6 separate regions of the Homo sapiens genome follow, and all the other regions are linked to region 2. The links are chromatin loops, found by intact Hi-C in ENCODE. Cell type or tissue: CD4-positive, alpha-beta T cell. All regions are shown on one strand. Region 1 overlaps MIR646HG (MIR646 host gene). Region 2 overlaps FAM217B (family with sequence similarity 217 member B). Region 3 holds the start of LINC02910 (long intergenic non-protein coding RNA 2910). Region 4 overlaps CDH4 (cadherin 4). Region 5 has its middle 23 kb from the start of CDH4. Region 6 has its middle 42 kb from the start of LINC01718.

Region 1 (4,000 bases), 310 kb after region 2:
ACAAATATCTATTTAATCCTTAGTTCTCTATGAATTAAATAGCTATTTGTGAAATCCTATTGGTGGAATCCTCCCACCTTTGTGAGTGTGAATGTGTGTGTAACTTATGTATCATAGAGTTTAAGTAAACTGTTAAATATTACACAGCTATTGAGTGGTGTAGCTGGGGTTTGAACCAAAATCTACCTGGCTCCAAGTTCCTTCTCCTGACTGATATTAGTTTGTTGGGCATCACGAGGTGAGGGCATCTAAAAAGTCTTGTGTGTTTAGATCCTTCCTGGATTTCTCAGGGACTTGTTTCTGTTGACCAACAGGTGTTAGGAGGTAGAAGGAAATGCATGTAAAGTACCGGCCTGCAACTGTTGCTTCTGGCAGAAGAGCTGAGCTTCACCCATCTCTGCCATTAGATAAAGGATGTGGTTGCTATTGCCCAAGAGACTTCTTCTTGGAAATAATGCCGGAAAAAAAAAAAAAAAAAAAAAAGCAATTCCTTGCAAATCCAGCAGTCACTAAAAACACGGAGAACTAAGTTTTTAGGATGGTCAAAAGCCACCCACCTAGTCCATTTTATTTGTTTCCTGTTCATTTCTTTTATTTTCTTCTTCTATCTCCATAATCTTTATTTCCCCACGACAAGATTCTCATCTAACTCTCTATTTAACATACCAATGCTTCTTGAGGACGCCGTTATCTATTGTTTCTTACGGTGCACATTCATTAGCACTTGCCAGAGAGGGGCTGTGTACTGTCATTTCTGCGCCTGCCTTTGTTAGTTTTAGATTAATTCCTGCTGTGGTCATGTTCTTTGGGATAATTTTATCAAGATTTTCTTTCTCTTGCTTTATTACTTGCTTTCTTGGTTACTTTATTAAATTTTAAAATGTCTTATTAAGGTTACTTCTTTCATTGTGACAAAAGTATAACTTTTCCAACTTTGCTCTAAAAACTTGTAGAACAAACTCTTAATAGCCGCCCCCCTCCCCAGGGACATGGGGCAGGACTAGGGTGGGAGTGTGGTGGGGAAGAAGAGCTCTTACTTTTTAGTCTAAATGTTTCTTTATGGCTTCAATTATTTATAACCATCACAGACTATTTTAATGAATTGTTTTCAGTAATAAATAAGACTTGTAGATCTGATAATGTTATTTTTATAAACTTTTTTTTAATCAGGCCATGCTCTTCAAGATGCAGAGGTATAAGAAGTCCTTAGTGAAATAACTTTTAAGAACTGTGCATTAAAAAGATGGCTAATGGCAATCCCAGCACTTTGGGAGGCCGAGGTGGGTGGATCACGAGGTCAGGAGTTCAAGACCAGCCTGGCCAACATGGTGAGATCCTGTCTCTATTAAAAATGCAAAAATTAGCTGGGCATGGTGGTATGCACCTGTAATCCCAGCTACTCAGGAGGCTGAGGCAGGAGAATTGCTTAACCGGGACCCAGGAGGTGGAGGTTGCAGTGAGCCAAGATCACGCCACTGCACTTCAGCCTGGGCTACAGAGCGAGACTCTGTCAAAAAAAAAAGAAAAAAAAAAAAACAAGGAAAAGAAAAGAAACTAGTGTGAATATGAGAGCTTCATTGAATCCAGGGATATGGCTTAATAGAGATTTTTAAGGCCACTTGACCTAACTAGAGTTTGCAGCTCAAATAGAAGTTTTATTGGGTTCTGTTATTGGATTATCCAGTGGGGCAGAGGTAGAGCTGCCAGCTCCCAAATTAACACTGTAGATTGGCATCTACTGCAGGCAAATGACTTCCAACTTGGCCATCACTGAAAACCATATGGAAAGACAATTTACAAAGTCTCTGGAGGCTTTTTGGTGACTTAGTGATTGGCCTTTTGGAAATGGACAGAGCAAGGAGACAGAACAAACCTGAATATTTGGTGGCTGCAGCTCTTTTGGTCTTCACAATCCATTAAGTCCTCACCTGGGTAGGTGTCTACCTGTTACAGGTGGGCAGGTAAGCCTGCTCGCTGGCCATGGAGGCAGGACACCTCTGGATGGAAAATGAGCCTGTCTCGGAGAGCGACCCCTGGTGGATGGGGAGCTTTCCTGCACTTCACAAACATCACTAAAGGTGAATCCCATTCCCCTCCTCTGTCTACCTCCTTCTCTCTGGGCTCGTCTCTGTTTCCAGTCATCTAAATAGAAAGGAATCCTTAAAGATACAGTAGTCAAAACATTGTAAGCCCTCTCCTACCCCTCTGTCCACTCCCCACACTCACACATCAGATGTGGGTTTCTTAAATATAAATCTAGGATTAATGCATTCAAGCCTGGTTCCTTGGGGGAAAGCTGGAATAACCAGCAAATGTCAAAATGTTTTCTTTAAATATCTAAATGAGTGGAAAATAAAACAATATAATTTCCCCAGGAATTACCTGGCCACTGGTCTTTTCCATAGACATGATACATCCCCTTATTTCTCCCCAGGGTGAATCCAGTTGGGAGTATTTGACACTGCAGATCTCGGGTGCTCAGAGGGAGGCACCATTAGTTTAATAAGAGAAGGTCCTGAGTCTGAGGGTTCTAAAGGTGGCCCCCATAGACTCTAGGCAAACTGCTCAGCCACGGTCTCATGAATATCACATCTTTCTGTAGGTCTGGAAGAGACCTGGCAACACCTCCAGAAATGGCCTCCTTCTCTGGGTAGTACCAGTTAACCTCTAGAATCTAGTATAACTCGAAATTTTTATTGGAATTATCCAACCATTACCCTGCTCGCTGTATTAGCTCTGCCCTCGAGCGCTCTTGACTAAGTATCAGGGGAATGAAGAGCTTTGTCAATTGGAACCCAAGCCTCCTGATCTTAATTAGAGATGTGCCAAAGTACCTGAATTTAATGGGGGAGGTTGGCAGACAGTTCTCTCTCCACCCCTCTTGCATTTAATGACTTCATTACTGATTACTGTCCACAGCAATGCAGAAATTAAATATGCTCTGCAGAAAAGCAAAAAGGTTGAAATGCAGTTGCTTTTGCATAGCAAGTTCCACGCGAAGCTTTGCACTGTTTGCAAAACGGGGAGAGCCAAGATGTTAGCATGCCTCCCCCACACATACCCTGCCACAGCGCAGCTCAGCCCAGCAGTCTGGCCTCCCAGGCCCGGGAGGGGCCCATACGGAAGGTGGGGAGAATGAATTATTCATGTGCTCGCTCCCATCCACAGATAATTCAATATTCTGCTCTCAATAATCTTTGCCAGCGTTATCTGTATTCATTCTCTCGTTCTGTAAAGAAGGCTGCTAAGTAATTGTTAAATATCTTTCCTGCTCCCTGAATAAATTGGAGATACAGAAAAATAATAGGGATATGATTGCAACATATTCATTTGGTCATGTTTGCCCTGATTTAGTGGGGCACAGCAGACAGCTCCAGCATTCCAGAACTATTGCCATACACCGAGAAGGGTCAAAGTCACACTTTTTTCCAACGATTTTTCTCAGACACTCATGCTCCTTAAAGCTCCCTCATAACCCATCACCCTGTGGTGGGGACACCAATTCTTAGCGTCCAGGTATCTTTTCCACTGAAGAGACATTCACGTCAAAATTCTGACAGTTTTCTTCTTTTATTTAAGCTAAACATTTCCATTTGAGACAAGAACATTTTAACCATTACATCCACAGGCTTTGTATGGTGCATTTGCAGGTTCAGTATCTCCCAGGCCAAGCAACAGTTTGTGCATATAGTAAATACAGCTGGAGGAAACTGTGTTTATAACACTTAGTTAGAAGGAGTAAATAGCCCTGGGTACTGATAAGAAAGGTAAAATGTATCCAGAGCTGCTGCAGAAGACAGAGGCGGAGGAAATGATGGAAATGGTGACCCTGTTGGTAGGAAAATCACCTGGAAAACAAACAGTTGCTTTAGCCTTTACACACGCAGAAAACTTTCAAGGAGAATGACTTCGACCCAGGAGGATGGGCTTTGACCTTGTTCCTGAAGGATCCAAGCCCTGGCTAAGCTTGGGGTGGGGGACCGGCTCCAGGATGAGATGT
Region 2 (4,000 bases):
GGATCACCTGAGGTCGGGAGTTCAAGACCAGCCTGACCAACATGGAGAAACCCTGTCTCCACTAAAAATACAAAATTAGCCGGGTGTGGTGGTGCATGCCTGTAATCCCAGCTACTCGGAAGTTTGAGACGAGAATCTCTTGAACCCGGGAGGCGGAGGTTGTGGTGAGCCAAGATCGTGCCATTGCACTCCAGCCTGGGCAACAAGAGGGAAACTCCGTTTCAAAAAAAAAAGAAAAAGAAAGAAATTGAGAAGTAACGCCTCATAATATTTGTTCCCAGCTTTTTAAATTGAAGCTGGTTGCATAATCTGGGGAATAGTCATAATTTCATGTGTTATACAGTTTAAAAAGCCTGCAAAAGTGACTTTGCTTGTTTACTTTCTGCCTCAGATTGACTATTTTAACCAATATTGTCACGACTAGATCATAGCTCCTAGTGAATAACATGAGGTGTTTTAAAGTTAGGTCTATTACAGAATTAACATAAGCACAATTTTAATTTTATGATATCTGATATGCCTATCTAATACATCTTAATGCATTAAATGCTGCAGATAAGAATCTTGCTATTTTTCAAGTAGACAACATTAGAAAGTTGAATCATGAACTCATTCAATTCATCAAGTCAAAAGCACTGAGTGTTTTGCTAGTCTAGTGACATGGGTTATTGTATTTCCGAGAAGTGCCTCTCATTTCTGGGGAGTTGTTTACATATACCCTGCATTTAAACCAATTAAAACAATCCAAGTTTCTTTAAAAAAAAAAAGAAAAAGAAAAAGAAAAAGAAAAATATTTTAGGCTTAGAATTATCTAATGGAAAAAATGTAAAAAAGTACAAAAATGAACTAAAAGTATATCAGTATTTGCAGTATTTGCTGTGATTACTTAGGTTTAGACTTTCTCAACTTCTTAGATGACTAAATGGGCTGAAGACTTGTAACTAACTTGAATAGGATAGACTTCATACCCTGTGACAAAAAGGATGGGGAAGAGAATATCATTGGTCTTGCCATATACCTCCTAGCTAAAAGGAAAATGGTTTGTAGTTGTTCTTGGGCCTACTGTGTTGCTTTTCAGAAGGACATAAGACTTTCTACTTTATCTGATATGGATATCGTCTACTTCCTCATTCCTTTATGCTCACTTATGGAGTAGTTACATAGAAATATAACTCTTGGTGGTACTGTATTTTAAGGTAATTCAGAAGCAGTATGTATTATTTATGTACATGTACAGGACACCATTCAAAATGGCTTGAAAATATTCAGCATGTTTGTTATTTGCTGTTATATTGTATGTTTAGTTTTGTATGTGATAAACAGAATTGATGTAAGTTTTTGTGGACTTGAATTTCTCCTTCCTTGAGATCAATTAAACAGCAGAAAAATATTGTCTGGATTTTTCTGGTATTGTTTTGTTTTGCTTTTCATGCAGTTCTCTTCTGAAGCTTGCCTTTATTTTCTCCCTGGTTATTTAAAGGAATTGCCCAGGATGAAATGCTGTTACAACTCCTGTCTTAACACTAAGCGACATGGGTGGCCAAAGCACAGGTTAACATTACCGGATATATCAGAGAAGCATTGCAGTACATTTCTTGAGTCGCTCTTCCACTTACTACTCCATGTTGAGGATTAATTAGGGTAGCAGGATGCAAATTCAGTAAGCATAAATTAAGGTAACCTGTGATGTAATGAACTTGCACCTTTATGTACATATCCGGAAACGAGTACCATCTCTTTCAAGGAAGTGGCCTGGTTAGGAGATAGCAGTTTTGAGCAGCTCCAGCTGCAAACATTCTCAAAAGCCCTTTGCTCTTCTTTCTAACTTCACTCTGACAATAGGGTGCATTCTTTTGAGTCTACCAAATTGTGGCAGTAATGTTCAGTGGCTTAAAAAGTAAGTTTTTGGATATGTTTTGAAAATTAACCACGCTGGAGGTTTAAAATCTTTTTTTTTTTTTTTTTTGTACAGGAAATGTATTATTTTGGGCTGTTGCTGTTTTATTATCCACAAGGTGGCGACCAAACCCTTTCAGATAGCAGTGAATTTGGCCTGTGAGTACCTTCTAGTCAAATAAAAAGGTTTTTACTGGAATCAAAAAGAAATGGAGAGAAAAAGACTTTTTGACTTCAGGCCCAAAGCATGTTCTTTATTTAACTTCACTCTGCCATCAGAGAATACAGTGGTTTATCATATGCAGTTAGGTGCTGTGGAGGATTCTCTTTGATTCATTGAACAGTCTCACATCATAAAACACTGTATCCAGCATAGAATCGTCCTCAATGAAGTAACATAAATCATCAATTTATAAAAATCTTCACAGAGATCCCTGTTTCATAAAATGCAATTTGAATATTTTTGTCTTCAGCAATTTAATGTATAAGGAATTACTGTAATAATACTGGAAAATATATATGGAATTAAAAATGGAATAGTCATAAATAATTGCCCTAGCTTAAATGAGATTTTAGAGCAAACAAATAACACATATTTAACTTTAGATTACATTAAGCGAGGACAATTTCATGTGAGCTCCTCCCTAGACCTACTGAGTCAAAGTCTGCATTTTAACAAAATCCTTGGCACATTAAAGTTTGAGAAATCTGCTTTCCTGGTACTTAAGTCTGCAAGTTTGAGTGACTACCTTTATGGTGGGTGAGTAGCTGGTAGGCCCTCTCCCCCTCAAGCAAGCCATTTGCTTATCTAGCCCTATTTTCTCCGTAGTTTAAAGGCACTGGGCTGGCTGCTTACCTAACAGGTTGCCTAAATGAATGATTCACGGCCTCTGATAAAATCTGCTCCACAAGTGAATGCTAAGGAGTTGAAGTTTATTTATTTATTTTTTTCAATAGCTTTTAGGGTACAAGCGGTTTTTTGTTACATGGATAAATTATATAGAGATGAATTCTGAGATGTTAGTGCACCTGTCACCCGAGTAGTGTACATTGTACGTCATGTGCAGTTTTTTATCGCCAGCCTCCCTCCCAACTTTCCCCTACTGAGTCTCTAAAGTCCATATGTCACTCTGTATGCCCTTGCATATTCATAGCTTAGCTCCCACTTCTAAGTGAAAACATAAAGATTTGGGTTTACCACTCCTATGTTACTTCAGTTAGAATAATGAGGTCAGGAGTTCGAGACAAGCCTGGCCAACAAGGCGAAACCCTGTCTCTACCAAAAGTGCAAAAATTAGCCAGGCATGGTAGCATGCGCCTGTAATCCCAGCTACCCAGGAGGCTGAGGCAGGAGAATCCTGGAACCCGGGATGCAGAGGCTGCAGTGAGCTGAGATCGTGCCACTGCACTCCAGCCTGGGTGACAGAGCAAGACTCTGTCTCAAATAATAATAATAATAATAATAATGACCTCCAGCTCCATCCAAGGTTTTGCAAAAGACATTGTTTAGCTCCCTTTAATGGCTGAGTAGTATTCCACAGTATACTATATATATGTGCGTGTGTGAGTGTGTGTACATATATATCACATTTTCTTTATCCACTCAGTTGATGGGCACTTAGGTTGGTTCCACATCTTTACAATTGCGAATTGTGCTGCTATAAATATACGTGTGCAAGTGTCTTTTTCATATAATGACTTCTTTTTCCTTTGGGTATGTGTTAGTCTGTTCTCATGCTGCTATAAAGAAATACCCAAGCCTGGGTAATTTATAAAGAAAAGAGGTTTAACTGACTCACAGTTCCACATGACTGAGGAGGCCTCAGGAACCTTACAATCATGGCGGAGGGCACCGCTTCACAGGGCGGCAGGAGGGAGAATGAGAGCTGAGTGAAGGGGGAAGCCCCTTATAAAACCATCAGATCTCAGGAGAACTCACTCACTATCAGGAGAACAGCATGCGAACCACCCCCATGATCTAATCACCTCCCAAGAGGTCCCTCCCATGACATGTGGGGATTATGGGGACTATAATTCAAGATGAGATTTGGCTGGGGGCACAGCCAAACTGTACCAGGGCAGATACCCAATAGTGGGATTGCTG
Region 3 (4,000 bases), 110 kb after region 2:
CCACAGCGCTGGGCACAAGGGCAGCCACGAGCTGTTTGATTTCTGCGTCCCCAGCAGATGGCTTGGTGCACAGGGGCAGGGCTCGTCTGTCCCTCTCACTGCTGCGTCCCAGGCTATGTCTCCACCATGTAACTTCAGACAAGTTCCTCAGCGTCTCTGTGTCCTGGTTCCCTCATTTGTAACATCAGGATATTGATAAGGATCATAGTAATAGGGATGTCCTTATGGGGCCTCATGAAAATGAAGAGTTCTCTGTGATGTGCCTGGAACCACAGAGGGCAGCAAGTGGGAGCCACAGAAAGTCATCTCTTTATCATAGTTGTCATTGGTAACTATGACGGTTATCAAGGGCAGGGGTCTCCCACCTTCTGCATCCAGGCCTTGTCATTCCTTATAAAATTTTCTCCTTTCAAGGACTTTCAATGCCCTGAAAACGGAATGCTCCTCCCTGCTCCCCATCAGCTGCTGCAGAGCCCTGAACCCCTTGAACTTGCCTTGCTTAGTTCTTTCAGGGGCTGCCTTGGATGCCACCTCACTTCCCTCTTCTTGGCTCTGTGGCTGTCAGAGGGGCTGGGCACTGGGTTACTTCATCAGTTCCTGGGTGTTGATCGGCAGGAAACAGTGGTTTCCTGTTCATATCCTGCCTGAGCCTGGGCCGGGTGGAGGTGTCCTGCATGGAGTCTTGTGAAATCGCGTGGACTGCAACACCCAGCAGCGCGGTGAGTCCACCCTGAAATCCACAGTGACCCACGCGGCATGTGCTGGGAATTGAACGCTTGGGGAAAGAGCTGGGCTCCAGCGGATCAGCCCCGACCAAGTCGTTCCCACAGCTCAGGACCGGACGCTACAAGCCCACTTTGTAGCAGTTTGGCGGACGGCAAACTTTTGCAACACAGTGCAAAAACCATTTAACACCTTTAAGGGAATTGGAAATGGGTTTTTCATGTGTGGTGGTGCTGAAAATTGAGAATAATGACAGAATTATTAAAAACAGCCTTCTCGGCCTTAGACTCTTAATTGCCTCTGGTCTGTAAAACTGACAAATAAGCACTGTAGAAGCCACAGATGAAATATGTCGTCTTGGGAGCCCTGGAGAATTGTCTCTGAATTCTTTTGTTTATGGATTGTAGAAACTGCTTTGGGGGTAGTTGGATGTAGAAGCAGAAGGACAGAGTGGGGAGCTGGGAGCAGGAGGCCTGGGTTTGTCTCCTGAGTCTGTTTCCACTGGGGCCTGAGGCTCCCGTGTGAGGGAACATGAATGGGCCAGGCACATGGGCCCTGTGGGGTGACAGAGCTGTGGGCTCCATGGTGGCTCTGTGGGCAGCTAGCTTGGGGATGGCTGAGATAAAGACAAGTAGTTTTCCTTCCTGCAGGACTTCTCAGAGCCTTTAGTGTGGTTATAATGATAGAAAACAGTATTAAGTCCATACCCTGAACCAGAAACAATGCTAAAAGCTTTGCACTTGGCCTTTTTTTTTCTTTTTCTTTTATCAACATGTGTGAGGACGGAAGCTTAGGCTTACAGATATGGACTCATTGAGAGTGAGTGGACGTGTCTGATCTTTAACCCAGTTCTGTCTGACCAAAAAGCCTGTGCTCTAACCACTGTGCACCCCTGCCTGTCTGTCCTGTTGAGAGAACTGTAGGGAAAGCCTTGAGATTATGTATCCAGTGCTCCCCTCCTCCTGATTGGAAGATGGCAGCTCAGAAGGTTAGGGTGCCTTCTCCTGTCCTCCGAGTGGTTAGATGCACGTGTCCTCTTCTGTCCTCTGCTCTTCCCACATCCCTCTCTCTCTGGTGCTCTGGTGGAGCCCCTGGGATCAGGGGTCACAGGAGCACCTGGGCCATTTGCATGGTTGTTGGTAAAGGGTGTTCCCCCACCCCCCATTAAGGTGCCTGCCATCAAAGTGCCTTATTGCTTGAGTTCCAATCTCGGCTTCACAACTCTGTAGCTGTGTGACTTTGCACAATGTACTGAGCCTCTCTGTGCCTGAACATCCTTGTTTGTAGATAGTAAAGATAATTGTCCCTTACTCCTAGGTTTCACATTGAGTGTTTAGCAAGTTAACGTTTGTAACGTGTGAAGTCATAAGATGCAGGACTGGATGACTGCCCTACCCACAAGAGGCCTAGGATCTTCCCAAGTTGCACTACTTATGGGACAGGTCTGCCAAGCAGCCCTTGTGAAGATAAAGGTGGTGATGAGTTCCTCCCACAAAACAAGAGCCTCAGAGAGACTGGAAAATAACCCCCGGTGCCTTTTATCAACTGGCCAGCAGATGGCAGAAGCAAGCCAGGAACAGAGCTTGTGTGCGGCGGCTGTGGCAGCTACCTTTGAAAATCCCGTGGTGTTTGGTGGTCGTATTAAGAGATCTCTGGTGTAGGAGCATCCTTCATTCTAAGCAGGATTCTGAACAAACTCAGAACTGGCTTTGTGGCTGGTACCGAGGACCCAGGGGTCACGGCTGCTCCCAGTGGGTGCTGATGCCCATTTGTTTGTGCAAGTTGGTCCCCTGTAGGGAGGACAGATGGTCTGTCTCGGACTTTCTGGCCTGTGCACCAAGGCCCAGGGATGGAAGTGGGGCAGCATGTCCCCATCATTAAATAGGGCGTTCTTGATAATAATCCCATAAGGCCTAATGTGATGGGTGTGGTCAATCATTCATTCATTCTGTGAGGATTCAGTGAGCAGCTACTCCATGCCTCTAGGCTCTGAGGACGCAGCATGAGAAACACACGGAAGGCCCACGATGACCAGGGAGCTCGCCTTCCAGGGAGAGAGGAGAAAAATAAATGGTAGGGAGTTAAACACGACAAAGTAGAAAAGGGCCAGCTGCAAGAATGAAATTAAATAGGAGGCTGGTGGCAGGGGGGCAGGGAAGCCTGAAGCACCTGACTGCCCAGAACAAGCCGCACCTGTGAGGAGCTGGGAAGGGCACTCCAGGCAGAGGGAGCACCAGAGCAAACCCTGGGAGGGGGATGAGCCTCTTGTTGAAGAACTAGAAGGAGGCCAATGTGGCTGAGCAGAACACATGAGGCGGAAGGAGGAAGTGAGGGGCCCTGGGCCTGGCCACCAACCGGCAGATCAGGGGTGAGGACTCCACTTGGGAGAGTGTGAATGGCCCAGTGTGAATGACAAAGCAGTTTCATGCAGCTCAGCCTGTCTGGCTAAGTGCGCAGCCCTGAGGATTGGGCTCTGAGCGTTGCAGCCCTTCTGAGTCTGTGGGCCCCTCTCCCAGGAGGATCAGGTTGCCCAGGGCAGCTGGAAATGTCCTTAAGTGACTCCTTGCTGCTGCTGCCGCTGCGTCTTGCTGACATCATTTCCCCGCAACAAGCGCTGGTCTCCTGGGGCGGCTGCCCCCTCTCATCTGCACATCTAGCTCCCCTGCCAGGCCTGTGCTGTTTTCCGGGGCCTCACAGAGAAGCTCAGGCAGGTGGAGCCTCAGCAACAGGCGCCATCCTCCCCTTCAGCCTGTCGCGGCTCCTCCCTGGGGCATGCTTGAAAGCCCAGACATGTTCTTCACATCTGAGAAAGCAGTTAAACTGAAATTCCTGGCAGACTCAGGTTCAAATCCTTATTAGGCTGTTAAGTGAGAGGGGATTTCATTTCCTTGCAGCCGCCCTGGGTCCTGCCACTGAGCAGCTGTTGGTAGGCTCTGCTGTGAGGTCTCCTCTTCCGGCTTTCCCACTTCCCAAGGTAACCTGGTGTGGGGAGGAAGCCGGGGGCCTCTGGTGAATGGGAACCTGTGCAAAGAAGGAGCCGAGGGCAGGGAGAGGTGGGATAAGACCCAGCGTGGGGGCCTGAAAGTGAGGCCAGCAGAGAGTCATTGAGAGGCCCTCGGAGAATACGTTCTGGGGACGCAGTCAGGGAACACCTGTTTCCTGCTGTGTGACTCTCACAACCCAGCTGTGGACACACACGTATGTACATATATGCACACACAGGAACACATATGCACACACAGGAACACATGCACACATGGACACACATATACACACG
Region 4 (4,000 bases), 1.9 Mb after region 2:
ACATTCTCAGGCTCCGGACAGACCCCAGGTGCTGTGCAGCCTGAGGATGAGACGGAGAGCAGGACCCAGATCTCTGTCTGCTCCATCTCGCAGCTTCCAAGGGGATGGAGGTTCCAGCAGTGACAGCAGGGAAGGCCCTTGGGGAGTGTGTGGTCCAGGAGGAAGCAGTGGGAACAGCGCTGACCTGAGAGGAGCTGGAGAAGCTCCCAGAGCAGCAGCCGCCGTCGTGCTGGGACTGGCTCTGGCTCACCCAGAAGGAAGGGATGCAGGGCATCTGCAAGCCTGGGCTACAGGGCCTTGGGACTCCTTTTATACCCCCATATGTACCGCCTCTAGGTGCAGAGAGCCCAGAGCAGGTGGGGGAGGCGTGCTTGCAGCCTGGCAGATGAGACCATCCCTAGATGGTGGCTGGGGTGGGGGCAGCATCCAGGAGAACTTCAGGATCTGAGTTCCAGGCGTGGCTCCTGCCAGGGTGCCTCACTGGCTGTGCAGCCGGCCAGCCGATGCTGGGTATGGCCAGGGCACGCTCGACTCAGGAAGCTTTGATGCCTTTCTAGGGCAGGCTGGCCGCCTGCATTATTGATGGCTGTTCTGCAAAATTTACATGCTGAGCTATGGGGAGGTGAGCAAAAACCCCAGGGATGGCCCACTGTGGTTTTCTTCCCTCCTCTTGAACTTGAAAATGGCCAAATCACTTTTTAATGAATTCTCTGCACCTGGCAGAAGCAGGAAGGGTAGGGGCCCCAGCCCAGGACAGGAGCATGCATCCAGCAGGGCACACCCAGCTGTGCAGGACTCCCGCTGCCCGCCCAGACACCTCCATCGAGGGTTGACGTGGGGAGCAGAGGCTGCACATGTCAGCTATGGAGAGAGGACGCTGGGACGCTGGTCCAGAGCTGAGTCCTGGGTCATCTGTTTGTCCTATGAGGGCTGGGAGACACTTGCTGGCCTCCAGAGCACTCACCAGCCCCTGACCTCAGGGAAGTCCCAGGCCTTCATCTTCTGCAAAGTGGGAGGGCGCCGTGCCCCTGTGCCACACGGGCCCTTGGAGGACTGCACACAGCGAGGCCTGTTGGGGCACCGGGAGGAGGTGCCAGACACTTCTGAGAACAGGGCCCTGCCCTGTGGTTAACGTGGGGCTCCCCTTGCCCGCCTCACAGGAATGAAATGCACTTGAGGGCAAAGGGAGCAGCCCAATGTAAGCCTTTTAGATAAATGTGTCGAAACCTCCAGCCAAGCCAGCCCAGGCCCGCTACATGCAGATCAGCCACGTCTGCAAGGAGGCCTGTTTGCAGGAGCTCCCATGACCGCCTCATGAGCACATGCCTGGGTCCTGCCCACCCACCCTCTCACCCCAGAGAACATCCCAGAAAAGGGGGAGATGGGCACAGTGATGAGGTCAGGAGCCTGACCCCACCTCCCCAGTGCTCCCAGGGGAGCCAGGCCAACCCTGCCTGGACTTCAGAAGCCCTGCCAACGGGAAGGCCACTGGCTGCTTCCGGGGGTCCCCTGGGAGAGTTCTTCCTTCCTGCGGGTCTAGCTTCCTGCCCCTACCCAGCCAGGAGACACCCCTGCCCTGCCTCTCGAAATCAAGACCCAGCTGCCCTCTAGTGGCAGTCAGCTGCACACACACACACACAACACGCATGCACATCCATGCACATGTGGGTTTACATGCATACAGAGGTGCACACATACACGTGTGTATACACGCACACACAGGCATGCACACTCGTGCACAAGCACGCATACACACATGCACACACACAATACACTGTACATGTCTCTGGGTTTCTACGATGCTTGATTTATTTTCAATATATAGAAAAGAATACATTTCTTTCCTATACATTGAAAGCACCACAGCCAGGGGTGGCTTCCATGAACCGGCTCTGATTGGATGACTGAAGAAATGGAGACTTGGAGAATGATGTCATGCCGCAAGTCTGTGACAGCAGTTTCTCTGCAGGCTGACATTCTTCTCCGCTTGGATCCCTCCCTTTCCTGCCGGCCCGTGTCAGTCTCCTGTTTTCCAGTCTGGTCCTTCTGGCGGTGCCATGCTGCGGGAGGAGGCAGCCACAGCCAAATAAACATGTAGCTGAGAGCAGCCTGGGGACCCTACGCTGCAGGATGGGTGGCCGAGGGGGGCCGGTGCAGGCAGGCAGTGGGGCACCTCCTGAGGGGGACATCACGCCCAGGAAAGAGGCTGCTGAGAGCCCCCTGCAGCTTCAATTTCCAAATCTGTCCTGGGAGGGGGAAGAAAATCGGATTTGTAAAGAACAAGAGAAACTTGGGTGAGAAATGAAGAGTGTCCACAGCGAGGCTGCCTGCTGCCCTGTCAGAAAACCTGATTCCGTTTCCTGGGGGAGCGGGGACTGAAGTGAGATGCAGCCACATCCCTGCAGAGCCGCCGCCACTGCCGGTACACACAGATGGGACATGGATGAAATGAGACTCCGCAGGCAGGATCCCGGCCCCTCACCAAGGTGGCATGGGTATCTGACATTTGGGTTCTCATTGGCAAGCCTGTCCACCGCTGCTGGCACCGTCCCCAGCCCATCTCTGCAGCCTCCTACCTAGAGGCAGAGCCAACCTTCAGGCTCCGTCCAGCCGCTGCAAGGGAGGGCCGGGTGCTCACAGGTGAAGGAGAACACAGCCAGGGTGGGGAAGCTTCCAGAGGTGGGCTGGCTGGTCTCTGCCTTGATGAACAGGAGGGCACATTTTCTTTCTGTTGGGATCCTGAGGCACAGAAACCTTGGGGAAGGGACCTCTGCTATGGGTAGTACCATGAAGTCCAAGGCCTCAGGCCCAGCGAATGTCTGGACACACATTGGTCCACAGTTAGAAGGCAGATCCTGACCCTGAGGTTGCCAAGAGCAGCCAGTCAAGGGTGGCGCCAGCTCTGCTGTTTCCATGATGTCCATCCCACATTCAGGAGACCCAGCGGGCATCGGGCTGATGTCACCATGGACATCATTGGTGCTGCCTGAGTCCCATCCATAACAAAGGCCTGAAGCGCAGACTGACACAGCATCAGGGACCCTGACCGGTCCCCTCGCTCTGCCCTGGTCAGCTGTGTAGAACTGGGGAGGTCATGGGACTGCCTGGCCCTCACTGGACTCAGTCTTCCCCTCCGTAAATGGTAAAGAAATATGAGCTCCACTGACCACGCAGTGTGACACCAGTCACTGAAATAGTGAACAGGAACATGCTTTTTTATTGTTCTCTCCCCATTGTTGGCTTTCTCCCCTCCCTCACGGCCTCTGCATTAGCCCCCAACAATGCCCTGTTCTGCACCATGCACCTCATACCTCCTGCCCCAGCCCTGCTGTGCCTGCAGCTCATGCTATCACTCCCTCCTCCCTCTAGTGAGCCCCCACCTTCCTTCCTCAACCAGCTCCCCTTGCACTTCCGTAGAAGCCTCTCTCACCTCCCTCAGTTTCCTTATCTCATGGATGGATGAGAGGACCTCAGCTTCCTTATTGGTTGGTTGTAATCCACCTGACATAAGGAGAGGTCTCTTTAAAGCATGGATGGATGGATGGATGGATGGATGGATGGATGGATGGATGGATGGGTGAGTGGATGGTGGATGATGGATGATGGATGGGTGGGTGGATGGTGGATGATGGATGAGGGATGGGTGGGTAGATGATGGGTGATAGATGAATGGATGATGCATGGATGGATGGATGGATGGATGGATAGATGATGGATGAGTGAGTGGATGATGGATGGATGATGGATGGATGGATGATGGATGAGTAAGTGGATGGTGGATGATGGATGATGGATGGGTAGATGGATCGATGATGAATGAGTTAGTGGATGGATGGATGATGGGTGGATAGATGATGGATGGATGGATGGATAGGTGGATGATGGATGGGTGGATGGATCAATGATGGATGAGTGAGTGGATAGTTGGATGATGGATGGATAGATGATGGATGGATGGACAGACAGATGGATGATGGATGGATGGATGGATGCATGGATG
Region 5 (4,000 bases), 1.3 Mb after region 2:
CAATGGAGTAATAGCAAACGATTTTAAATGGGTGGATGGGTTTAGGATATTGTCTATTCAAAATGTGAAAAATGCATACAGTGTTTTGGGAGCGTTTAAAATGGAGGCAACTATTTTCATAGCTAGAAATTGGAAAATACTCAAAAGCCAATGGGAGGATGTAGAGAGGCAAATTGTGAAAATAAAATGGATATAAAATTGCCACTGGAAATAACAGTTACAAGGCTTGGGCAGAGCCCACATAAAAACCACAAGAGGGGTCCCTGTGGCCAGCAGAATAATGCCTCCCGCCAAAAAAAGTCACACCCTAATGTCCAAAACCTGTGAAATATGGTACCTCACGTGGCAAAAGGAACTTTGCAGATGTGATTAAGGAACTTGAGTGAGTGATTACTAAAGATGGAGGAAGGGGCCATGACCCAAGAAATGCAGCGGCCTCTAGAAACTGGATGGATTCTCCCTGGAGCCTTCAGCCCAGCAAGATCCATTGTAGTCTTCCGACCTCCAGAACCTGGAGTTGGTAACTTCGTATCATTTGCAGTAATTTGTCACAGCTGCAATAGGAAACTTACACAGCTCTGGAGTCCACTGGCCCTGTTCAGATCACCCACATGCACCCCGGCACCGCAAAGCCTCTCCTGCAATGTCAAGGTCATTAGCATACCTACTCCACAGGACCATTTTACACATTAAGTGAGATGGTGCCTGGAGAGGCACCTGGCCCATCATGCAATGTGTGTAAGTCATCATTAGAGCCAAAAAAGGAAGTGCTATGGACCAGAAGATGCAAAATGTTGAATTTGTAATGATAGCAAGGATATAAATCACGATCGTGTAAATAGCAGGCTTATCACAGAGCTGGATTTTTTGTAGCAGTTACAGATTTGCAAGTTAGAGCTACTTCACTTGAACGTGGAGCTAATGGTATTAGGATGCTCTTTTTCGTTTTGTTCATTCATCCATCCATTCATACAGCAAGCATTTGAGAACCCCTGATGCCGGGCTCCGGGCTCTGGGCTCCGGGCTCTGGGCTCTGGGCTCTGGGCTCTGGGCGGGACCCTGGGAAGCCGCATGCCTCCATGCTCTCGCTGCGTAGAACCAGAGCTCTGCTGATTGAATATACATGAACTATAAAGAGGCCCCAGATGAGGAGATCATTTTGGGCCCTGCAATCTCAGGTGAGTCCTTTGCAGTCTCTGGACGATGCTGGAAATTGTGGCGTTGTTCTATAATGCAAAAGGGAAAGAGGTTTTATTCCCACAAGTCTGAGCTTTTTGAGATGGGAACTTTCTATTTTGTTCTTACTTCCCAGAGATAAAACCAAAGCCTTTTTATTTATGCTGCACAAGCTCAATACTTTATTTGCCCTTCACCATTTTTTTGCAAGTAAATTTCTTTCTCCCCGCAGTTTTCCCGCAACCGGTTGGTCTGTGATTCTCGCAGTGTCTCTTTTCCCTTGGGAATGTGTTCTTCCTTCCTCCTTGTTAGCCAGGCCTGGGGAAGGACGGGACGCATCACTGCTGATGCCCCTTCTGAAACCCCCTGCAGGCGCGGCTGCACCTCAAGCCCGGCGGGGCGAGGACGCTGAGCTGCAGACAGCGCCACCTAGCGTCCGAGAGCCACGGCGCACCGGCTGTGCGCATCTCTGGGCGAGACTGGAATGGAAAAAAATAGGTCTTTGTAAATCACCACCTCATTTTGTTCCTAGAGCTCTGTGTGTATCTGAAAGCTATGTTGGAATTTGCAGGCAGTAGCAAACTATGAATTGAAGAGAATTAATAAATGCATGCCTGTCTATTGATATGTTCAACAGAACCCTAAGAAATTACCATTTAGACATCAAAAAATGGATCAACCTAATATTTGTATAGGAGAACTAGAGAAACAAAGGATATATATATATATATATATATATATATATATATATATATATATATATATATATATATATATATATATATTCCCATTCCAGGGAAATTCTGATAATGTGGGAGGTTTTCGTTGTTGTCGCTTGTTTGTTTTGTTTTGATTTTTTGAGACGGAGTCTTATTCTGTAGCCCGGGCTGGAGTGCAGTGGCGTGATCTTGGCTCACTGCAACCTCCGCCTCCCAGATTCAAGTGATTGTCCTGTCTCAGCCTCCCGAGTAGCTGGGATTACAGATGCCCACCACATCTGGCTAATTTTTGTATTTTTAGTAGAGACAGGGTTTCACCATGTTGGCCAGGCTGGTCTTGAACTCCTGACTTCAAGTGATCCGTCTGCCTCTGCCTCCCAAAGTGCTGGGATTACAGACGTGAGCCACCGCATCCAGCCTGATAATGTGTTTAAGAATAAGTAACAGAGTTAAGCAATCTGGCTCCTGAACTTCATAATAAAGCCATTAATTTATTTATTTTTAACATGTTTGTTGTTTTTCATAAATGTCGGACTCCTACTCCCTGTGGCTGCCTCACCTCTGCTTCTCCTTCACTGGCCAGGTGCAGGCAGGAGGGAGAAGGACACTCCACGCCCCACGTGGCCCATTGGTTCCCAAGCCATCTGCCGACCTCAATTCTGGACTCTCTGAAGGAAGACCTTGATTGGCTACTCCTGCCCAATGGGGAGCGTGCCTCCAGGTCACATGTCCATGCTAGGTCAATCAGCTGAGGCCAGGAAGGGCTGTTGCTCACCTGCTTTTCTCCCCTCCCTCCCTGCCACCAGCCCAGCCCAGGTTGCTGCACTCCCCATTGCCTTTGCGTGGGTTGCTCTGCGGCCTCTCCTCTCAGTGCTGTCTCCTTCCGGAAGCCTTTCCAGATCCCGCCACGGAATGTGGGATGTCCCCCCAACCACACAGTCTCTGCCAGGAATTCTGTCTTCTGTCTTAACGGTGTTTGCCCTGCAAGCCAGGCCCCTCTGGCCTGCTATGTCCCTGTGCTCCGGGTGTCTAGGCCCACCCACAGTGTTGATAATGAAGATAACTGCTGCAGACAGGGCACTTGTCCTTGTCCCATGCCTGGAGAGCAGCACAGATTTGAACAGACACTTCCCCAGAGAAGATATACAGATGGCAAATATGCACATGCAAAGGCGTTCAGCGCTGTCAGCCACCAGGGAAATGCAAATTAAAGCCACTGGTGAGACATGTCACATGCCTATTAGAATAAATGGGAAATTTAAAAAAAAAACAGCTAAAACAAAACAATAAACTGGCAAAACCAAGTGCCGAGGAGGATTTGGAGCAACCGGAACTCTCCTGCATTACTGGTGGGAATGCAAAATACAGCAGCCACTATGGAAAACAGTCCAGTCTGGGAGCTTCCTATGAAGTGAAGCCTACAGAGTTGCCACATGACCCCACAACCCTACTCTTAGGTGTTTATCTAACAGAAACAAAATATATGTCTATACAATAGACATGTGTTGATAACAGACCTTAGTCCTACTTGTAATCACCAAATACTGGCAACAATCCAAGTGTCCCTTAGCAAGGAAAACAACAACAACAAACTACTGAAGCATTTAACAACTCTCAGAACTGCACACTAAAAGGGTAAATTTTACTGACTGTAAGTGATATTTTCATTTTTAAAACGCCTTTTAGGGCTTTTTCTGTATCGGCAAATTCCACGATGCCTGTCTGCCCCAACTGGTAAAACAGCAGCAAATTTCTAGAATGTTCTTCTTCCTCTCCCAACCCTGCTCCCATTCCCCATGCTGTGAAGGAGTCTCCATGCCTAGGGTTAGGCTGACCAAATGATGGCTCCCCTGCTTCTGAGCAAGGTGTATCCAAGGTCAAGTCCACAGGCCTGTTTGGAATCTCCACCAGGCCCAGCCTCCACACACTTGGCACCTGCCGAGCAAAGGGCATGTTGAGTGTCCACTCTGAGCTCAGCACGGCACCGGGGGCCTGGGGCTAGGCTGGCAGGAGGATTCCCTAGACAGAGAAGGCAAACTGCATCAAAGTTCCAGCAACAGACCTCCTGCCTAGTAAAACCACAACAGTGCACAAATAAACATTGC
Region 6 (4,000 bases), 1.2 Mb after region 2:
ACCAGAACCACTTCATCTGTCTCATATCCTGTGAGGCAGACACAAAACAATGACACAGCGAAGAACCTGGGCTGGAAAGTCTGGCAGAGTCGGGGTGAATCCCAGCTCTGCCCTTTCCCGCAAGTGACCCACTTCCCCAGCATCTGCCTACACACCTGCAACAAGGGAGAGAGAAGAGTATCACCGAGGGCTGTTAAACAAACCAATTCACGCAAAGGGGCTTGGCCCAGTTCTCATCACCTAATAAGTGCCCCATAGAAGATGCCATTAATACTCACCTCCTGCCAGATTCCAGCCAATGCTGGGGACAAAGGCAAACTCCAGCACAAAACCCTTATTTCCTGCGGGCGGTACCTAACAGCCCCTGTGTTTCCATGAAGTTAGCAGCTGCAGCCCTTCTTCACCACAGGCTCCTTCTCCTCCAGCACCGCTGCCTCTCTCCTCAGAGCCACCAAGCCTCAGAACAAGGCTCTGACAACCTGCAGAGAAGGACTTTTCTTGGTTTGCATTGTCTTTGAGCTTTGACTTTTTAACAGAATGGGGGTCATTTTGAGTCAATGTTTTGACATTCCTCTGGAGTTTATTTCCTAGCTCTAATGGTCATATTTGGTAGAGGAAGAACTCTTAAAACTCAATGGTAAGAAAATAATCCAATTTTTAAAATGGGCCAAAGATCTTAAGAGACACATCACCAAAGAGGACAAACATGTGGATGTCAAACGGCACATGAAAAGATGCTCCACATCCTACGTCATCAGGGAAATGCCAATTACAACAACGAGATGCCACCACACAGCTGCTAGAATGGCCAAAGTCCAGAACACGGATGACACCAAATGCTGGCAAGGATGTGGAGCAACAGAACCCTCACTCATCGCTGCTGAGAACGCAACATGCGACAGCCACTTGGAAGACAGTATGTTGGTATTTTGTAAAACTAAACATACTCTTACCATACGATCCAGCAATCGCCCTCCTTGGCATTTACCCAAGTGAAGTTTGAAAACGTATGTCCACATAAAAACCTGCACACAGATGCTTATAGCGGCTTTATGCATAGTTGCAAAAACTTGGGAGCAACTAAGATGTCCTTCAGCAGGTGAGTGGATAAACAAGCAATGGAATATCCAGACAATAGAATACTACTCAGGGCTAAAAATAAACGAGCTGTCAAACCAGGAAAAGACATGAAGGAAACCTACATGCACATTCCGACGTGAAGGAAGCCACGCTGAAAAGGCTATACACCCTAGAGTTCCAACTACATGACATTCCGCGAAAGACAAATCTACACAGACGATCTAAAGATCAGTGGTTGCCAGAGGTCAGCAGGAGGGAGGCATGAATCGGCAGAATACAGAGGGCTTTTAGGGTAGTGAAACTGCTCTTTATGATACTATAATGGGAGATACATGTCATTATACATTTGTCCAAACCCGTGGAACTTACAACACTAAGTGAGCCCTAATATAAACTGCAGACTTTGGGTGATTACAGTGTGTCTGCATAGGTTCATTGCTTGTTAACAAGTATACCATCTGGTGGGGGATGTTGATAACAGGGGAGGCTGTGCGTATGTGGGGGCTGGGACTATGTAGGAAATCTTTGCACCTTCTGCTCAATGTTGCTGGAAACCTAAAACAACTCTAAAAAAATTAATTCTTCAAGATGACTAGGAGCAAATTCCAAATGCCTCACCACAAAGAATGGTAAGTAAGTGAGGAGACGAATATGTTAATTAGCTTGACTTAACCCGTCCACATTGTATACATCCATCAAAACATCACTTTGTACCCCATAAATGTTCATTAAAAATAACATTAATAAAAAATAAAGTCTTAAGCAAACAAATTATCTCTATGCACACAAGAAACCAGGACCTCAGCACCCAACACTCCACCTGTTTCAGTTTTGCTTAGTTTTGTAATTCACTGTACTTAGTCTTTATTTTGATTTCACCTATTTGCTGTCTGATATGGTTTGGCTGTGACCCCAGCCAAATCTCCTCTTGAATTGTCATGCCCATAATCCCCACATGTCTAGGGAGGGGCCCAGTGGGAGGTGACTGGATCATGGGGGCGGTTCCCCCATGCAGTTCTCATGATAGTGAGTGAGTCTCAAGAGATCTGATGGTTTCGTAAGTGTCTGGCGTGTCCCCTGCTCGCACTTCTCTCTCCTGCCACCTTGTGGAGAAGGTCCTTGCTTCCCCTTCACCTTCCACCCTGATCGTCAGTTTCCTGAGGCTTCCTCAGCCCTGTGGAACTGTGAGTCAATTAAACCTCTTTCTTTATGAATGACCCAGCCTCAGGGGTTCCTTTATAGAATGAGCCCTTCTGCAACCACCCAGCAGGAGGCATTAGACGGCCCCAGAAATGAGCAGTAACACACTTTCCCACCATTTCCCCAATCGCTTGACAGCAAGATTCAGACCATCACCCGGGAGAACTTAGAACAGCCACCCCCACAGCAAAAGCTACACCTTCCAGAGGAAGAGCATGAAGTGGCTTCTGTTGAGAAAGGCCATGGCTCCCTGACCTGGCCACCTTCCCCGAGTTACAGCACAGGCTCACGGTCTCACCCTGAGTGACAGCCCTGGGTGATTCCAAACAGGCCTGACGCTCTCCAGGACCCTGACACGGATCTGAACTACACAGAGCTATGGTGATCCGGCCGGCTCAGGGGCTAACCAAAGTGATTCCAGGCAGAGCAGCCGGCACTTGCTACCTGGGGTGATAATGCGCACCTTGGAGAATGTCCTTAATGAAAATGTTTAGAAATCAGATCCAGCCAGAGGACCCCCCAGAAAGCACTTTCCTCCAGGACAGCATGACCCCTGTCCTGGGCTGCGGAAGGAAAAGCAGGGGGTTGAAAGGGCTCAGGCGGGAAGCCTGGCTTCACCTGAGGAGGGGCCACATCCTGCCAAGGACAAACTTTGCCTTGTGTACCTTATTTAATTTTGATCCGGATACAATCAGAATGATACAACACGGCCAAAAGTCTGGTTCTCCTTGGAGATGTTGATCTCATTAGCAGGACACCATCACTCACTCAGCAAATATTTACTGAGCAGCTACTATGTGCCCAGCAGATGCTCACTGAAGAGGCAGCCGTGCCACAAGCAGAGTGAACCTCTGGCTTTATTGCACATCCATGCCCTAGGAAAGAGACAACCCAAGCAAAGCTGCACAGCCTGTCGCACGGGGAAATGTGCAACAAGGAATAATAAAGCCAGGCTGGGGATAAAGTGTGATGCTCTGAGACTCACGTGGTCACTTTTTGTGTGGCTTAGCTTCCAGTGCCCGGCCCTGTTGCCCACAGCTGGACCTCCGCCCCGCAGTGAGTAGTTTTGCTTTGTGTTTGGAAGAGGGAGCAGAGGGCAGGGTTGAAGAGCACTGTGGGCGCTCCATCAAGCGAGAGCAGGTCCGTGCCTGTGCTCTACACGCTGACCATTTGAGTCTCCGGCCACTGCTGTCACAAGCCACCACAAAGGGAGTGACTTACAACAATGCAAATTTATTCTCTTACATGCTCTGGATGTCACATGTCCAAAATCAAGGTGTGGGCAGAGCTGTGTTACATCGGAGGCTCTGCAGGAGAATCCGTTTCCTGCCTTTTCCAGAGTCTAGCGGCCGCCTGCACTCCTTGGTTCCTGGCCTCTTCCTCCATCTTCAAAGTCAGCATCTTCCAATCTCTCCCTGACTCTGACCTTCCTGCCCCATCTCATAAGAACCCTATGAGGACACTGGGACCACCTAAATGATCCAGGATGATGTCCCATCTCAAGATCCTTAATCCCACCTGCAGAGTTCCTGTTGCCAAGTAAGGTGACATCGTCATGGGTTTCAGGGATGAGGATGTGAACATCCTTGGGAGATATTTTTTCAGCTGACTACACTGACGCTGACCCCAGAGAACCCTCTGTCTAATTAATTGAAATTCCACATCTGGAAATATCATCATGTGTACACACTTATGCTCCCTTTGTGGCAGGGACAAACAC

Evidence for each region. Hi-C counts contacts between places; a loop is a spot of excess contacts. Peaks named below come from ENCODE experiments on the same cell type or tissue, not always from the same donor. Only the 100,000 strongest peaks of a DNase experiment are listed, where the experiment ranks them.
Region 1: it touches region 2 in a loop (19-fold over the local background); 10 of 110 quality-filtered maps call a loop at or near these places.
Region 3: it touches region 2 in a loop (4-fold over the local background); 38 of 110 quality-filtered maps call a loop at or near these places.
Region 4: a loop joins it to region 2, with 14 times the contacts of the local background. A loop is called at or near these places in 8 of 110 quality-filtered maps.
Region 5: it touches region 2 in a loop (26-fold over the local background); 9 of 110 quality-filtered maps call a loop at or near these places.
Region 6: a loop joins it to region 2, with 7 times the contacts of the local background. A loop is called at or near these places in 10 of 110 quality-filtered maps.

What each region holds. Positions count from the first base shown.
Region 1 is chr20:60,261,159-60,265,158 of GRCh38, forward strand. The region is part of intron 3 of MIR646HG (MIR646 host gene); the gene reads left to right. The region is part of intron 1 of LOC105372698 (a long non-coding RNA gene); the gene reads left to right. Among named protein-coding and RNA genes, the nearest start is that of MIR646, 45 kb to the right of the region's middle. In CD4-positive, alpha-beta T cell, a CTCF peak has its summit at 2,034 (motif pointing left); a DNase peak (open chromatin) is centred at 2,033.
Region 2 is chr20:59,947,282-59,951,281 of GRCh38, forward strand. FAM217B (family with sequence similarity 217 member B) reads left to right here. Exons shown (of 4, transcript NM_022106.3): 4 at 1-1,399. Among named protein-coding and RNA genes, the nearest start is that of FAM217B, 8.9 kb to the left of the region's middle. In CD4-positive, alpha-beta T cell, CTCF peaks have their summits at 2,022 (motif pointing right) and 2,221; DNase peaks (open chromatin) are centred at 1,730 and 2,010; H3K4me3 peaks cover 235 bases; H3K27ac peaks cover 1,118 bases.
Region 3 is chr20:60,055,290-60,059,289 of GRCh38, forward strand. LINC02910 (long intergenic non-protein coding RNA 2910) reads left to right here and starts at 636. Exons shown (of 4, transcript NR_161293.1): 1 at 636-719; 2 at 3,618-3,697. RefSeq lists enhancers at 2,324-2,373, 2,384-2,563, 2,659-3,460, 3,167-3,416. In CD4-positive, alpha-beta T cell, a CTCF peak has its summit at 2,274 (motif pointing right); DNase peaks (open chromatin) are centred at 632, 2,282 and 3,102; H3K4me3 peaks cover 2,945 bases; H3K27ac peaks cover 2,813 bases.
Region 4 is chr20:61,885,765-61,889,764 of GRCh38, forward strand. The region is part of intron 7 of CDH4 (cadherin 4); the gene reads left to right. Among named protein-coding and RNA genes, the nearest start is that of MIR1257, 66 kb to the right of the region's middle. In CD4-positive, alpha-beta T cell, CTCF peaks have their summits at 1,643 (motif pointing left) and 1,843; a DNase peak (open chromatin) is centred at 1,607.
Region 5 is chr20:61,227,727-61,231,726 of GRCh38, forward strand. No RefSeq gene overlaps it. Among named protein-coding and RNA genes, the nearest start is that of CDH4, 23 kb to the right of the region's middle. In CD4-positive, alpha-beta T cell, a CTCF peak has its summit at 1,575 (motif pointing left); a DNase peak (open chromatin) is centred at 1,595.
Region 6 is chr20:61,118,653-61,122,652 of GRCh38, forward strand. No RefSeq gene overlaps it. Among named protein-coding and RNA genes, the nearest start is that of LINC01718, 42 kb to the left of the region's middle. In CD4-positive, alpha-beta T cell, a CTCF peak has its summit at 2,207 (motif pointing left); a DNase peak (open chromatin) is centred at 2,169.